Regions from separate parts of the Homo sapiens genome. Here region 2 is linked to region 1. A link is a loop called in an ENCODE intact Hi-C map of the cell type or tissue named here. Cell type or tissue: Caco-2. All regions are shown on one strand.

Region 1 (2,500 bases):
AGAGACAGAATTATCTATGAAACAAGTAATTCATTCCTGGCCCCTTTAGGTAGCTTTTTTTGCACAGCTGATTTCTTAGGTTATTATTACTTAGTGGATGCCAGTAGTTTGATGGGAAATCTCCTTTTTTGAGGGTAATAGGTATTAGTAAATAATTCACCCTGGAAAACAACCCAAGCTTCAGGGAATTTAAAACAAAAACAAAACCCAACAAAACAAATCTGTTTTATAGATAATAAGGGTAAAAAACAGAGGATTTTACTTTTAGGTTCTTTGATGTTTCATTAAATCAAAATTACTTAAATTACAAAATGCTTAAGTAGTCTATGCAGACAGTAAGATTTGAGATTAAAATAACTTTTACCAATTTGGAAAATATATTTACTGCAAAATTCAATTTTTCTTTTTGTGTGTTAAAATTAAAGACAATAAAAACTGAATTCTTATATTATTAATACCCTCCTAACTTTATTTCCATATGAACTATAGAACCTGGCACCTTTTTGGTACTCAGTCAAGATGAAAACATTGTAATTTAATTGCCTTGGAAACAAGGTTCTAAATTGTATAAATATATATATTTTTAAGTTGAAAACAGTACCTCTATCCATCGTATGTTTACATAAGCAGTACATGTTGCTGTAAGTTTTTGGTGAATATATACTCACCCAAGAGAGGAAGATAAATTTTCTGAGGGTAAACAATGCTTAATAAAGAGAAAAATTCTATCAGCTTGTGTAGAATGAGATTACATAATCTCGAACAGCTCTCCACTGTCCCCATTGTCATTTAACACATTCTTTATGCTGGGTCAGGTCTGTGTTCTTGCAAATGATAAGCATGTGTGCAGTAGAATCTCACCTGTGCCTGCATAGAGGAGGAATGTATTCTGTTCACATCAGTGTTCCCAGATGAAGCCAAACATGTTTGTGTTTAGCAGCCATTGGTATGAAAGGAAAAAAAAATCTGGAGTGGAGAACGGAAGCAAAACACACCAACGTACTTTTCAAAACTGAGGACGTGCTGCTCTCTTGTGGAAATCTGTATTGCCAACTTGTAAAGCCTGGGCTGAGTTGCTTATGATTTTCCTAGACAAGACCTGGTTTAAAGTGGTCCACTTTGTCAGAATCTCAGAACCATATCTGAAATTTGAGTGCCATCCATACACAGGATTTCATTCATCATCTTGATGCAGAATCAAATCTACACCTAAAGGCTAGACTTGACCATTGTTCTTTTAAAAATGTTCGTTACATCTTTGTATGCAATAGAGTGTCTGTTCTTTTTCTTCAACCACCTCCTCTTCTACCTGGCATTGGTGTCTTTGAGTTATTGTGAATAGAGTTTAAGGCTTTCTTGATACAATAAACTAGGGAAATCTGGACTTTTTTTTTTTAAAAAAACATAGTTAATTCATGTACAAAAGTTGAAATAAATGGTAGGCAAGTAAAAGTTTAAAAAAATTGTAGCCAACAGCTGAGGAGATGCAAAGGCAATGAAATTATCTTCTGTCTTCCCTCCATTTCCACCTCTGCTTTCAACTGTCCTTTTTTTACTTTAGCCTTTCCCTTGGCTCACAGAAGAGTTGGGATCATATTTATATACTTTGTCCTAACCTGAGATTTGCTGGGTATATTTGCCAATTTGTTTTTGTTGGGTAATTTGTATTCTTTATATATATTCTGGGTTCTAATCCTTTGTCTTGGAGGCACAATGGAAATAACTTCACTCAATCTCTTATATTTTAATTTTGTTATGCCTTTTGCAACAAAGTTATAAATTTTAATATTGCCAAAATTATTAATATTTTCCTTTATGCCTTTTAAGAAGACCTACCAAGTCCCCAGGAAAAATATATCCATTGTCTTATATTTTCCATATCAAACTTCTTAATTCAATATTTTCATTCATTCCATTCATATTATCCCAATGTATGCTTGTATGAGCATCTCTGTTCAAGTACGTATTTATTTTATAGATTTACAGTGGATTTATTGTACACTGAATTTCAAAACATAATACATACAGATTCTTGAACAGGAAATTTTCAGGTACACATTTAGTGCAATATAGATGGACAATTTGGATGATAAAGAAAGTATTTACTTTCTGTTGAAACGAATAACAATATTTGATTAGGTAAAAATATATAGTCACTAAGTTTTTGTAATAGCGTACGTGATGATGCTTGTATTCTATTCCACATTATTCCTAATGATGTGCTATTCAATGGCTTCTTTTTTCTTTTCTTTCTTTTTTTTTTTTTTTTTAGCATTTTGGCATTTGAGGATTATCTAAATTTTTATCATCCTGATTGACTATTTTTTAAAATTAGAAATTCATATCCTAAACTTCAGTCTGACATTCATAATGAGGCAGTCACCTGACACCATTCTCCTACATCTGTGGAGTTGCCCTGGTTTACTAATAAGAATTACAGACAAATATTGTGCTAGATGAATTCTTGAAAGGGGAGACTAAAGAATTAACAGTGTTTTCT
Region 2 (2,500 bases), 450 kb before region 1:
ATATGAAACGTCAAATACTCTCCCTTCTGCTCTTCACATGTGTAAAACTAAATGGTGGGATCGCAACGCTGTTAGCCTAGCTGCATTAGGACAATTTGTAGAGACAAAGGAAGTAATGACGGTAGGCTGTTATCTCACTCTGTCTGCACAGTGTTACTGGGTTATAGTTTTGATTAAATAGATCAAACCAATCAATCCAGCCCTGGAATTTCAGACATCTTAGACATTTAAGAATTCATCCAGTCTTCAACTACCTAATTTGTCCGTGAGAAACCAGAATCCCAAGTAAGTGGGAGTGACTTGCTGAAGGTCATATAAGTAATTGGTAGATAGACCTAGAATCCAGTTCTCAGGACTCCTAACTAGTGTCCTTTCTACCATCAGAAGTCAGAAACTGTTTTACCAAAATGTTGCCTCTTCCCATAGCTTACGAGCTACCCACTTCCTCACGCCCTACCCACTTCCCCACGCGCTACCCACTTCCTCACGCCCTACCCACTTCTTACCCTGACAAGTGGTCCTTTCAATGGAGCGTGTATTCAGAGGATGTCAGAGCCATGTTGTCATGACTCTCTGACAACCCCAGTTCTTGTACAGACATCGTGCTTCCCTAATATGTGTGCTTCAAACTTTACTACAGCTTAATTCTATCCTTTCCTTCAAATGGATAACCTGGTAACCCATGGCTTTTGGCTTATTAAGTTGGTGATGCTTCCAAGTCTTCCTTTGTCTGTTTCAATCCTCCAAAAGGTTTAAGGTAAGTGCCTGTTAAGCACCTAGCCCTTTTTAGCAATCTTGTTACTCCTCTATTTTGTTGGCCTCTCAAGTTACTGAATAGAACCTTTATTGCAGATTCCTTGAACCCAAACTTCTGTCTCTGCCCTGAACAGATGGTTCCCCAGACGTGGCAGAGCCTCTTTAGCCTATCGAAGCTAGTGCTTTTCCTGCCAGTTCCTGGCTTCTGCTGCCCTCTAGCATCCATTAGTAGCATGGCAGGACTTGAAACAATAAAGTCATATTTTTACTGAAATGAATTACTTGATGGGTTATTTTTGCTTCATGCAAATACAGATTTAAAAAAAGAAAACCTGTGACATATAATACTGCTACTGTTCTGTGATTCTCCTGCCCCCAGGCCTAAGTCAGAGCCTGGTTTTAAGGGCAGGGCTATAATGCGACTGATAATAATATCTAGGTATTCAATAGATTAGTTTATGCCTCAGTTTACTTGCCCAACTCTGACGCTCATCAAGAGTTCCTTTCAAGAGTCAAAATTTTTTTTTTTTTTTTTTTTTTTAAGACGGAGTCTTGCTCTGTCTCCCGGGCTGGAGTGCAGTGGCGCCATCTCGGCTCGCTGCAAGCTCCACCTCCCGGGTTCACGCCATTCTCCTGCTGCAGCCTCCCTAGTAGCTGGGACTACTGGTGCCCGCCACCAGGCCTGGCTAATTTTTTGTATTTTTAGTAGAGACGGGGTTTCACCATGTTAGCCAGGATGGCCTCAATCTCCTGACCTCGTGATCCACCCGCCTTGGCCTCCCAAAGTGCTGGGATTACAGGCGTGAGCCACCGGGCCCGGCCTCAAGAGTCAATTCTTTAAGCCTTTCGCCTGCTCATTTGAAATCTTGGCATAGGAACCCTGCAAATAAAGAAGCAATAAAAACAACTTAAATATCTAGCAATCAAGGATTACTTAAATAAATTGTGGTACACCTTACAATAGTTTATTTTGTGACTATTAACTATTAGGTTTAAAAAAAAATCCAAAATTATGTGGAAATGCTTACAATGTAATATTAAATGCAATAGCTAAACATTAAAAAAAAAAAAAAAGAATTACTGTAGGCCAGGTGTGGTGGCTCACGCCTGTAATCCCAACACCTTGGGAGACCGAGGCAGGTGAATCACCTGAGGTCAGGAGTTCGAGACCAGCCTGGCCAATGTGGTGAAGCCTCATCTCTACAAAAAATACAAAAAATTAGTGGGGCATGGTGGCGGGCACCTGTAATCCTAGCTACTCGGGAGGCTGAGGCAGGAGAATCACTTGAACCCGGGAGGTTGCAGTGAGCCGAGGTCGTGCCATTGCACTCCAGCCTGGGTGACAAGAGGGAAACTCCGTCTCAAAAAAAAAAAAAAAAAGAATTACTGTAACATCCCAATAATAGAGAAAGAAATGGTCTGAAATGTTACTAGTTGTTGTTTGTATTATCCAATAAGCATGTGTTACATTTTACAGTCATAAAATCTGCACCTGTAAATGCTAAACTGTGGGTCACTCATGCCTGAGTATAAGACTGAGAGAGTAAGATCTCCAAAAAGAACTACTGTGGCCCATACAGGTGGTCATAGTGATGACAGCGGCATCACGATAGCCAAAGACATATTCGTTTGAGTAAGGTAAAATGTTACAATGGCAAGACAAACTAGAGTGTTAGTCACATTCTCTTGCCTCTCTGCCTAGGGTTTGGAAGATGATCCCTTTTAGCAAATTAAGCCCCCTACG

The links. Hi-C counts contacts between places; a loop is a spot of excess contacts. Peaks named below come from ENCODE experiments on the same cell type or tissue, not always from the same donor. Only the 100,000 strongest peaks of a DNase experiment are listed, where the experiment ranks them.
Region 2: a loop joins it to region 1, with 13 times the contacts of the local background. A loop is called at or near these places in 17 of 110 quality-filtered maps.

What each region holds. Positions count from the first base shown.
Region 1 is chr7:11,340,487-11,342,986 of GRCh38, forward strand. LOC124901590 (a long non-coding RNA gene) reads right to left here and starts at 956. Exons shown (of 3, transcript XR_007060212.1): 1 at 862-956. In Caco-2, no CTCF peak of the experiment used is centred here; no DNase peak of the experiment used is centred here.
Region 2 is chr7:10,888,526-10,891,025 of GRCh38, forward strand. No RefSeq gene overlaps it. Among named protein-coding and RNA genes, the nearest start is that of COXFA4, 50 kb to the right of the region's middle. In Caco-2, a CTCF peak has its summit at 976; a DNase peak (open chromatin) is centred at 950.